2 separate regions of the Homo sapiens genome follow, and region 1 is linked to region 2. A link is a loop called in an ENCODE intact Hi-C map of the cell type or tissue named here. Cell type or tissue: endothelial cell of umbilical vein. All regions are shown on one strand. Links, peaks and the distances in the headings refer to the core of each region. The heading gives the core; the rest is flanking DNA.

Region 1 (6,387 bases), core at 873-5,872, 140 kb after region 2:
GTCAGACCGTCTGGTGAACTGATTGTTGAAGGGCAGATCCACACGCAAAAGATAGAGGGCCCCTCCCATGTCTACTGAAGCTTTTAGAAAGTATCTCTTCTTTATCTGTTGATCTTTTATTCTTTCCCTTTCAGATCACAAGTCAGCAGTATTTCTGATGCTTTTTCAGAGTTGAATGCAAAGAAAAATGCTCTTTGTTGCATCAGGATTTATAAGAGACATCTAGTATTTAGAAGGACTGTATTCATACCACAGAATTTTGTGGTTATTTTTTCCTGTTAACTTATTTAAAACCAGGTCAGGTCTAGAGTTCAAGCACCAGAATTTTGGGATAATAAAAAATAATTACATCAAAGACAGTTTGGAAAAAAAAAGACACTTCACCTTATTGTTGGCATCAACAGAACATCATGTAAGCTTTGCGATCCCTCATGCCAAAAATGTGCAAAAGGGAAGATCAACAAAATTAATTAACTAATTAATCATGATAACTAACTAGCAAATCATAGCATTGTTTTACAGGAATATTCTCACATCTTAGGAGATCTTTCACATCTCTGCACAGAGGTATCAGAGTGGTGCCTTTTAAAAGAAAGTCAGATTCTGTTGCTTAGATGTTGAAACTCCACTGACATACTTCCCATTTCACTTAGAATGAATCCCAAGTCCTTACTGTATCTATACAGCCCTGAATGCTCTGGCCCTGTTATGTCCCCAGGTGAGATGTCTGCCTCCTCCTGCTCACTCACTGTGCTAGAGCTACACCAGTTGGATCTCAATAACTATCAGCGTCACATGCACCAAAGGTGTGAGTGCTACAGAGCTTTCATGTGGCCTACTCTCTCCATCCCTTTATGACATCTGTTTGGCCCCCTGGCTTCCTCCTTCATTTCACAAGTCTCTGCTCCAGTGTCATCTCTGAGACACCTTCTCTTTTCCCCTTATCTAATGTGGCACCCCTAACTTATGCCTCCTCATTCTTGAAGTCTGCTTTATTTTTTCTCCATTTACTGTTAGCTCTAGAAAGCAAAGGCTTGGTCAGTATCGTTAGTGCTGTACACTCAGCCAGAACAGTTCCTAGCCTGTAGTTGGCTCTCCATAATTAATTGTTTAATAAATTAATGGATAAATACACTCAGTATTTAAATTTTACCTTGTTTTTTAGTAGCTTATAAAGGTTTTCAAAGTAATATTTTACTGTAGGTGAAAATTTGTGAGCTGTATATAAATATCTTCAGCAGTTAAAGAGTGATGACAATTCTGGCTCATGTAGGTTTCCTAGGAGACTGATATTTTCTTCTGTGACGAGGTTTAGTCACAGTTTGAGACTTTGCTGTTATTTTGACATCTGGACCTGGGAAACACTTATTTTCTCCTTTTGAAGGGTTTGGTTGTTTTGTAAGGGCAAGAACTTTTGTAAGACCAGTCTTGAAAAGAAGAATGGTGAAAGACTGCCTTCCAGAAATTCATTTGTAAATTGAATTGCTTCAAAATTGGAATGCTTTTCCCCATATAGACAAAGTCTCTGTACCAGTCAGGGTTCCCTAGAGGGACAGAACTAATAGGGTATATATATATATATGTGTGTGTGTGTATATTTTATATATATATATATATAATACACACACACATATATACACACACATATATATACACATATACATATACATATATATACACATATACATATATATACACACACACATACACACACATAAAGGCGAGTTTATTAAATATTAACTGGCATGATCACAAGGTCCCACAACAGGCTGTCCGCAAGCTTGAAGAGCAAGGAGAGCCAGTTCGAGTCTCAAAACTGAAGAAATTGGAGTCTGATGTTTGAGGGCAGGAAGCATCCAGCATGGGAGAAAAATGTAGGCTGGGAGGCTAGGGCAGTCTTGCGTTTTCACGTTTTTCTGCCTGCATTATATTCACTGGCAGCTGATTAGTTGGTGCCCTCCAGATTAAGGGTGGGTCTGCTTTCCCCAGTCCACTGACTCAAATGTTAGTCTCCTTTGGCAACACCCTCACAGACACACCCAGGATCAATACTTTGCATCCTTCAATCCAACCAAGTTGACACTCAGTATTAACCATCATAGTATCCATGCTGGTTAGGCTCATAGTCCAGTCTCCAGTGGCTGCTCATCCCTTAAACATTTGAAGTATTATTACTATGACTAAGTCTATACTTGAATCTCCTTCATTATATCATTTTTTGTGGGATATTTCATTGCTAATTATGGATTTCAGCATCAAGCCCCTCAGCTTCCCTCTTTTTGTGTTGCAGGGGACTGGGATTAGAAACCCTTGCACATAATATTTAAGTGTTCACATCTCTTATAACTGTGTAAAGGACCCTGAATATTCTGAAGTGATTAACACACCAACTGCACTTTTCTTTCCACTTGGAGGATTGAGTGAGAGATGGCTGAGAGTTTCTCCCACAGGAAGCTCTAGACTTGAGCCTACATAGGTAAGGATCCGTTTGTAGAATATTTGAGAATTTGCCTGTACATATAAAATAAGAACTAAAAAATTGTCAAAGATTCAAAAGAAATACTTCTGGCCCGTTCAAACTGTAATCATATCATACAAGTTAAACAGAAGCATAGGATTGACATGAAACATTGAGTTGGGAGTCAAGGGGGCTAAACTTGTTTTAAGTGACAAGCTGAGGAACGAAATGGCTGCTTTTTAGGTTTTCCAAACTTTTAGGACATTATTAGATAGTGTCTCAAACCCTGCAGCTGACCCCAGTTTTTAGGAAACATAGATTTCAGGAAATCAGTCATTTGTTTGGAGTTTGAATCTTTGCCAACACTAATTCATAGCAGATTGGAAAACAAGCTTTAGGCAATAATATGCCAAAAACTTCCTTTCATTGTCAGCCTACAAGTCTATGAGGACAGGGATTTGGGTTTATTTTGATCACGACTGTATCCCAGTGCTTAGAACTGGTGCACAGCATATACTCAAAAAGTACTTGTTGAATAATTTAGTGGGACACAGTGTGCTCCTTTCACTAAGGAAGTGAAAGAAGGGTAGTCATCTTTATTCCCATACCTGACATCAAAGACAAGAATATGTGGCCTAGGCATAGCCACAACACACACCTTTCAGGGCATTTGGACCTGGAGGGAAAGATGCAAGTCAGTTAGATAATATTCACAGAGCAATATTGGCATCAGCCCCCTGGAGCAGGGATTCCAAGTCTCCGTGTCAGTGGCTGCAGTATTCTGCAGCATCATGGCAGCAGAACAGAAACTGGTTTCTAATCAACCCTTTATTGGTTCTGGGATGTGGTTCTCACTGCACAGCCTCCGTTGGGGTCTGACCCTTTCCTAAATCTGATTTTCTGGCTTTTCTACTTAGTCTTTATGGTACCTATTATTATCATGTTACTGAATACCATATGTTAGCTCAAGTTGGCTTCTGTTGCTTACATCCAAGAATCTTAACTGATACTGGTCAGGAGATAACAAGAGATCCATAAAAATGAGGAGTTAGGATTAGGAGATTTTTTAGTCCATTTCAGCTGCTATAAGAAAACATCCTAGACTGGGTAGCTTCTGAACAACAAAAATTTATTTTTCACAGTTCTAGAGGCTGAGAAGCCCAAGACCAAGTTACTGGCAGATTTGTTGTTAGGTAAAACCCATTTCCTGGTTCACAGATGATATTTTTTCACTGTGTCCTCATGTGGTGAAAGTGGCAAACAAGCTCTCTCAGGCTTCTTTATAAGGGCAATAATCCCATTCCTGAGGGCAGATCCCCCTGATCACATCCAAAAGGCCCACCTCTTAATACTCTCACATTAATACTATCACTATATTTTTGTTGTTTAACCCTATCACCTAAGACGTTAGGAATTCAACATGAATTTGGGGGACACAAAAACACTCAGACCATATCAGAGATTAATAGGTAGCATATTTTCTATGAACTCTGAAGAAGGAAGCATAAAGGAAGCATCTTAATCTTCAGAATTGGAGAAAAGTCTAATGGGTATTTAGTAACAGGATCAGTTGGGTAAAAGTCTAGTTACTGAATCCAGGTACTAGGTCAAGGGAGGACTAGAGGAAAGTTTTACATTAAGACCGATTCATTACTTTAGTAGCCTCTATTTGAATCTGTAAGGCAAAGTGCTGGTTCCTGAGACACTTCAAATCAACATATGAACAACATTATCTTTTGCTATCATTTTCTATGATAATTAATGCCATTATCATCCCGCAGTTAACCAAGATAGAAATCCCAACATCATCTTAGGCAGCCTCCCACCTCCACCTTCTTTGGCCTATTATCCAATTAATCATCTCTCAATTCCCACTCGAACTGCCTTAGGTCAAGTAATTATCATCTCACCTCTAACTATTACAATCACTACTTAGCAAGAATTGCCGCACCCTCCGAAAACAGTTCTCAAATGTACAATGTATACTCATTAGTTCCAGAATCATTATTCTAAAACAATAATAAGATATTTTTCCCACTTTCTGAAATATTTTCATGGTTCTTTTTTTTTAATAAGTCAATAGGAACACTTTATTATGAAACTTAAAATTAAAGCTCTCATTAATTTTTGGTGGGAGGTGGGGAGTATGTGAACTATCATGGACACTTTTCAGTTTTTGACATTGCCAGAGAAATATATGGTCAAATATATTTAAATATTTTTAGTATTCATAATACATTTCTAAAATAAAAGAATCCGGCTATTGGAAATTATGAAGTGGCAAAACTTCTAAAAAATGTACTAAATTGCAGAATAGAGGTGATCTGACTAATATTAAAGTTGAATTCAATATACAATGATTTTAAAAGGATAAGAAGAATATATAATATAATGAAAAATCCAAGGTAAAACAAACCATGAAGAAATGATAGATAAAACTTTATATAACAAAGAAAATAGGATCAAAACAGTCAAGGCAAAACTGGTAGCTACACAAAGAGAAACTAGCAACATGAAAATCCTAGTGGGAATCTTTAACATGACTCTCAGAATTTGCAATTCATGCAGAAAATAAAGAATACCTTGTTCAATTTTCTTTAAGCTTCTGATGTTGCTGAGAAATTGTGTTCTTCTGTTGTAAAGTATTTTAAATGTGAACTCACTTTTTTTCTCTCTCTCTGGAAGTGTTCCAGTTCTATTTATGTTTAGTCCTGTTAATTTTAGTGATGATGTCTATTAAAGTGGGTCTTTTTTCACTGTGCTGGTCACTCAGTGGGCCCTATTCATTTTGGAAACATATCCATCAGTTCTGAAAAACTGTTTAAATTATTTATTTGATAATTTCTGGCAATACTAATGCATATTGAGTGTTCTAATCTTGTAATAATATTACTTTTTTCTGTTATTTTCATCCCTGTATTTCTGTTGTTATTTATTTGCTCTACTTCTCCTATTGAACTTGTTCTCTCATATTTTTATTTTCCAGAACCTAGTTCTTATGATTTGGATACCCTCCTTTGAAAAATTAACATCCTGTTTGTGTTTCATAGATAAAACATCTTTTCTTACTTTCCCAGTGTAGTAATTATTGGTATTTTAAAAAATTTCCTCACTGTCTGTTTTTAATTTTTTTAATTTTTAATTTGTGTGGGTACATAGTAGGTATATATAATTATGGGGTACATGAGATGTTTTGATACAGGCATGCAGTGTGACATAAGCACAACATGGAGAATGGATTATCCATCCCCTCAAGCATTTATCCTTTGTGTTACAAACAATCCAATTACATTACTTTAGCTATTTTATGTATGATTAAGCTATTACTGACTAAAGTCACCCTGTTGTGCTATCAAATAGTAGGTGTTATTATTCTGTGTTTTCATACCGATTAACAATTCCTGCCTCCCAGCCAACCACAACTACCCTCCCCAACTCTGGTTACCATTCTTCTCTCTACATCCATGAGTTAAATTGTTTTGATTTTCAGGTCCCCCAAATAAGTGAGAACATGTGATGTTTGTCTTTCTGTGCCTGGCTTATTTTATGTAACATAATGATCTCCAGTTCCTTCTACGTTGTTGAAAATGACTGAATCGCATTTCTTTTAATGGCTTAATAGTACTCCATTGTCTGTATGTACTACATTTTCTTTATCCATTTATCTGTTGATGGACACTTAAGTCTCTTCCCAATTTTAGCTATTGTGAACAGTGCTTCAACATGTGAGTGCAGATATCTCTTCAATATGCTGATTTCCTTGCTTTGGGGTATATACCCAGCAGTGGGATTGTTGGATCATATGGTAGCTCTTTCATAGGTTTTTAAGGAACCTTCAAACTGTTCTCCATAGTGTTTGTACTAATTTACATTCTCACCAACAGTATACAAGTGTTTACTTTCTCCGCATCCTTGCCAGCATTTGTTAT
Region 2 (6,387 bases), core at 570-5,569:
ATACATGTAGTGCCTAATATGAGATTGATGAGAGGGCTTCTTTGTGGATGTGATGTTTAAGCCCAGCCCTAAAGGATAAGTAGGAATGACCTAAATGAAGTTAGGAAAGTGGGATTGGACTTCCAGGACTCAGATACCATGCATGCAAATGTCTGGACAGGAACAAACACACAAACATGATTTGGGTGCTGTATTTCAAATGGTTGTAGCACGGACAGCAAGGCACCTCTTGGGTTCCCCAGGAAACAGACTCTAGGACAGAGATTTCAGTGGAGAAGGTTATCTGGAAGTTGTCCAAGGACAACATTCATCAGGGAGTAAAGAAGACAGGGTTGGACAGTGGGAGAAGTTGGCCTGGGATACAGTTACAATAGAGATCTCAGCAACCCTTATAGTGAGTTCTGGAGCTGGGATGGCCTTTTACATTTGTCCCAAACTGAGGTGAGCGGAAGTCCTTTTTATCCTCCACTTGCCTTGGATAAAAGTCCAGGATAGAGTAATAATGGGTGAGAGAGTTTCTTTTGGTTGATGGCACTTCTCAGAAAAGGGTTTCAGCTGTGAGCCATCAGCCACTAGCAACATCCGGTGGCTGGAGAAATGTAGGCCTGACTTGGATGGGAGTCTGGGTGGCACAGCACACCACTCACTACAACGTATGCATTTGCAGTAGATGAAGTCAGAGAAGGAAGCACATAACAGGGAATAAAAGGCCTTATAAATCACAGTTACAGGTTTTGACATTTTTTTTAAAGCAAAGGGGAGTTCCTGAAGGGTTTTAAGAAGGAGATAAATCAATATGATCGTGTTTGTACTTTTAAAAGATCACTATCGCTGCTGTGTCGATAATTGATTGTAGGGAAAGTAGGGAGACCTGGTAAAAGTTGTTGCAATCATCAAAAAGAGACATAATGAGAGTATGAATTTAAGTGAAGGTGGCAATGAAGAAAGGTAGGCTAATTAAGGAGACATAGAAAAAGCAGAATAATGGTATCCACTTATCAGTGGTATTTTATTGGATGTGGATTGATAAGAAAGATGGATAAAAATCACAGATTCTGAACCGGGAATCTGAAATAGGAAACTCGGCCAAATACAATGCTATGTAGTTTTTGTTTCCTATTCTTTCTTTCTGGCACATGGAAAACTATACTTGGCAACACCATGGCAGTTGGGAGAAACCACTCAGTGGAAGTGGAAGTGACACGTGTTACTTCTGGGATGAAGTGATGGAAATTCCTATACCATTCTTCAGTCCTTTTCTTCTTTGGCAAGAAGCAGGGAGACCGTATGTTCAGATTGTAGAGTCACAGAATCAAAATGGCTGGGAACCCTGAGTAACCCCCTGGAGCACAGCTGCTTTGAATTGTTGCTCAGTCAAGAGAAGACCTTGTATGAGCTAGAAATAAAATTTATATACTATGCTTTTGAGATTTTGGAGTTACTTGTTCTCGCAGAATAAGGTTAGCCTATTCCAAGAAATACTGAAACATAGAAGGAATTTGTATGCATGTCGTGTGTGTGTGTGTGTGTGTGTGTGTGTGTCTGTGTGTGTTTGGGGACAAAAAAGAAGGGGAGTGGAAAGGGCAAAATGTGAATTCAGTTTTAGAAATGTTGAATTTAAGATAACTGAAAAATATTTAAGTGGACGTGTCCAGTATGCAGTTAAAAATATGGGTGAAGAATTCTAAGCACAATCTAGACTAGAGACAAAATTTTTTAGAAATATCATAATCCATAAGTGAAGCCATGTGAGGGATGATTCTAAACACTCAGATGTAAAATGATCTGGGAATTTTTTCTTTTTAAGAAAGCAATGGAATTCCAGCAAGCTTTGCCCTTTGCTTTAAAAATTGCATTTACTATGCAAGTGAACCTAAATATCACCATACATTATAAAGCCACTTTCTTTTCCCCCCCCACCTCCTGAGATTGTGAGGCATCAGGGTTCCCTGCTTGAAAAGTAGAGGAGCCAACTTCAACCTCATAGAAGAGCAGAGAAGCCAAACAAGTAGTAAAAATCTGCACCTAGCTTCTGTCTCCCTTGAAGTGATCTCTCAAACTCAAATTAAGAGTTGTTTTCAAAAGTTAATCTAAAGGGGCTTTTTGGTTACACAAATGTAAAATAAACTAGTACACTATTGTACAAATCTGAATGTTGTTACTTTAGAAACAGAAGATGTAAAAGGTATTCGGTAATGGAAATTTTATATGATTGAACCAGACTTCATATTCTGCAGATTCTGTTGTTTTGGGGGGATAAAAATATGACAGAATCTAAAATGAATTCAGCTTGCATTGTGCTTGAGCTGTTGCCTATTCCTGTTCAGATAAATGTGTGTGTTACTGCTTAACAGTTAGTTGTTAGATGCCTAAACTAAGACTCTGAGTTCAGCAGCACGAGTTTTGCACCATGGTGCAAGAGATGCAGAAACAAGGAAGTACGTTGTGTTTGGCTCAACCTAATTTAGTGGTCTAAACTGTGGATGTCCTTCATACGAATAACCTAAATGTGAGAAAATATACTCAACCAGTATACTTATTATCATTTCACCCATAAACTGAGTCAAAAAAAGATAAATAACCTCTAAAAAGAGTACATCAAAAGATAAGGCTAATGCCAGAACCCACATTCAATTTTCGGATTCAAAATCCCAAACTCTCTCTTCTTGACCACACTGTTTTAAATGAGATCATTTCAGACATGTTATTTATATCTCTCTGTAATGTAAGGAATACACATCTCCACCGCCCCCCCATCCCTATTTTTTTGGTCCTTGGGGCTCTGAAACGTTTTAGAAAATGTATTAGTCTTCATTCTCACTTTATTTGCTTGTGAGAGTGGAAACACTTCTCCTTTCTCTCTTCTGGTGTTCACTAGAGCAGCTGCTCAAAATGAGTCAGCTTTCCCAGTCAGCTATGGTTCCTGCCTCATGGAGGGTAGGAAAGGACATACCATCTCTGTAATAACATGCCCAAAGTTGCCTGCTTCTGGTGAGAAACAAGGAGCCCTGTCCTTGTCTGGACCATCATGCTTTCCTCAACCCAGGTGCATCCGTCTCATGTAGTGTGTTTCATCTCATTTTCCTCATTCTGTTCTGATTGAACATCAACATTTTTGAATGGGTTGTTATCATCATCTCTGTGAGCAAATGGGATGTGAATACCCTGAGGATTCCTACTCATGAATACAAATGATTTTTTTATTCTACAAAAGGAAGAAATATGATTGCTGAATATTAATAGCCCTCTGAGAATTAGAATTTAAGATTACACAAGATCTGTTTAATGCTCTTATTATCCAAAGGTGAATGATTGGAAAGGGAGGGGCAAATCCAGGAAATAATTTGGAGAGGAAACTAATATATATTGAGTGCCTATTATGTATCTGGTATGGAAGCTTTTCAATTTATGTATTTTCAATTTATGAAGTCTCACTATTTGAGTAAAATTAGATGACAATTAAAAGTGCTCACCACCAATAAATGGGTTACTAATAATGTTAGGTTATTTTAGTCATTGTGGTTTCTTGAGTCATAGGAAGCTGCTCTCCATGTGTTACTTTCAGGGTAGTTAAGGTAATTTAATGCAAATGACCTTAAAACTGACACATGGAGAGCAGCTATGACTCAAGAAACACCTCCTACGACTCCGTGCTTGATAAGTACAAAATAAGTGCCAGGAAGAAAAGGCATGGTGGGATGGAAAATAGTGATAATTTTTATAAGTTAAAAGTGATGAGGAAATGAATAGCTGTTGTACAAGTGTATGGGATAACTCATTTTTCAATAAGAATAAATCCAAATGACATATCACAAATCATGACATTATACAGGAAGGCCCTGTGTCTGTACTATTGAAATTAATAGGGAAGAGATGAGGAAAAAGAGACTGGAAAAATGAAATTTTTGAGTAACTGCAATAGTTGTTTTTCAACTTATTTCATCTTGTTCTATACAAATGAAATCATAGATTCTTAAGATGAGATATAGAGAAGAGCTTAATTTTTATTTTTTATAATTTTTACTTCCAGGTGATTCTAATCTTCAGCCAGCATGAAAAACACTGGATTAGGAGTGCTGGAGTGAGATTATGAGTTTGCAAATGAAAGGGTTTTTAAGCATTGAGAGTGTGCTGATGACATAAATATGGGATGATTCCCCCAAGTTAGTGATGATTCCATAGGCTGAAAGCCCCTTCAAATTCTCGCATTAAAACAAGTGACAAGGCAATAGATGCTGTTATCACATGCCATGAGTTCCCTTTCACTTGTGTAGAGATCATTGAGAAAGTGTCTGATCTTATTTACACATTTGTTCTTTATTCTGTTAATGTGGTGAATTACATTGATTTTCTTTTTTTTTAACGTTCATTTTAGTTTCAGGGGGTACATGTACAGATTTGTTGTATAGGTAAATTGCATGTAACTGGGGTTTAGTGTACAGATTATTTCATCACCCAGGTGATAAACATAGTCCCTGATGGGTAGTTTTTTGATCTTCATCCTCCTCCCTTCTTTCACCCTCAAGCAGGCCCTGGTATCTGTTGTTCCCTACTTTGTGTCCTATGCACTCAATGTTTAGCTCCCACTTGTAAGTGAGAACATGTGGTATTTGGTTTTCTGTTCCTATGATTTTGAATTTGCTGAGGATTATTTTATGTACAATTGTGTGGTCAATTTTAGAGTATCTGCAATGTGCACATGAGAAGAATGTACATTCTGTTGTTTTGGGGTGTAGAGTTCTGCAGACATCTATTAGGTCTATTTGGTCAAGTGTCAAGTTCAAGTTATGGATATCTGTTAAGTTTTCTGCCTCAATCATCTACCTAATACAGTCAGTGGAGTATTAAAGTCTTCCCACTGTCATTGTGTACTTATCTAAGTCTCTTCATAGGTCTCTAAGAACTTGTGTTATGAATGTGAGTGCTCCTGTGTTAGGTGTATACATATTTATGATAGTTAGGTCTTCTTATTGAATGGAGCCCTTTACCATTATGTAATGCCCTTCCTTATGTTTTTTGATTTTTGTTGGTTTAAAGTCTGTTCTGTCTGAAATTAAAGTAACAATCTCTGCTGTTTTTCTGTTCTCCATTTGCTTGGTAGATTTTTCTCCATCCCTTCACTTTCAGCCTATGGGTGTCAGTGTATATGAGAGAGACTGTTGAAGACAGCATACCCATGGGTCTTGTTTCTCTATTCATCTTGCCACTCTGTGATTTTTAATTGGGGCATTTAGCCCATTTACATTGAAGGTTAGTGTTAATATATGTGGATTTGATCCTATTATGTCGTTAGTTGGTTATTATGCAGATTTGTATGGGAGGTTGCTTTATAGTGTCACTGGTCTCTGCATTTCAGTGTATTTTTGTAGTGGCTGGTAATAGTCTTTCCTTTCTATGTTTAGCATTCCCTTCAAGACTTCTTGTAAGGTAGGTATGGAGGTAACAAATTTCCTTAGCATTTGCTTGTCTGAAATATTTCTGCTTTGTTTAAGAAGCTTTGTTTGCCTGGATATGACATTATTTGTTGGGACTTCTTTTCTTTAAGAATGCTGAATATAGGCCCACAATCTCTTCTGGCTTTTAGGTTACTACTGAAAGGTCCACTGTTAGCCTGATGGGGTTCCCTTTGTAGGTGACCTGCCCCTTCTACCTGGGTGCCTTTTTTCTCTCATTTAAACTTTGAAGAATCTGATGACTATGTGTCTTGAAGATGGTCTTCTTATGTAGTATTGCACAGGGGTTCTCTGCATTTCCTGAATTTGAATGTTGGCCTGTCTAGCAAGGTTGGGGAAATTTTCATGAATGAAATCTTGAAATATGTTTTCCAAGCTGTCTAGTTTATCTCCCCGTCTTTCAGGGATGCCAATGAGTCATAGATTTGGTCTCTTTACATAGTCCCATATTTCTGGGAGGTTTTGTTCTTCTTTATTGTTTTTTCATTATTTTTATCTGACAGTTATTTTGGAGAATTGGCCTTCAAGTGCTGAGATTCCTTCCTCAGCTTGGTTGATTCTACTGTTAATACTCACAATTATATTCTGAAATTCTTGAAGTGAGTTTTTCAGCTCTATCAGATCAGTTTGGTTCTTTTTTAAAATGGCCACATCATCTTTCAGCTCCTATATCATTTTATTATATTGGTTAGAATCCTTGGATTGTGTTTTGACTTTCTCTTGAATCTTGAGCTTCCTTCTTACCCACATTCTGAATTCTATTTCTGTCATTTCAATGATTTTGGCCTGGTTAAGAACCGTTGTTAGGGAATTAGTTCTGGGGAACTTGTTTTGAGATAAGAAGACATTTTGGCATTTTAAATTTCCAGAGTTCTTGTGATGCTTTTTTCTCATCTTTGTGGGCTGATATTCTTTCAGCCTTTGAAGTTGCCAT

Evidence for each region. Hi-C counts contacts between places; a loop is a spot of excess contacts. Peaks named below come from ENCODE experiments on the same cell type or tissue, not always from the same donor. Only the 100,000 strongest peaks of a DNase experiment are listed, where the experiment ranks them.
Region 1: a loop joins it to region 2, with 2.5 times the contacts of the local background. A loop is called at or near these places in 2 of 110 quality-filtered maps.

What each region holds. Positions count from the first base shown.
Region 1 is chr6:54,428,825-54,435,211 of GRCh38, forward strand. No RefSeq gene overlaps it. Among named protein-coding and RNA genes, the nearest start is that of TINAG-AS1, 64 kb to the left of the region's middle. In endothelial cell of umbilical vein, for the core only: no CTCF peak of the experiment used is centred there; a DNase peak (open chromatin) is centred at 2,827; H3K27me3 peaks cover 426 bases.
Region 2 is chr6:54,288,377-54,294,763 of GRCh38, forward strand. No RefSeq gene overlaps it. Among named protein-coding and RNA genes, the nearest start is that of TINAG, 17 kb to the right of the region's middle. In endothelial cell of umbilical vein, for the core only: no CTCF peak of the experiment used is centred there; DNase peaks (open chromatin) are centred at 2,975 and 3,585; H3K27ac peaks cover 2,848 bases.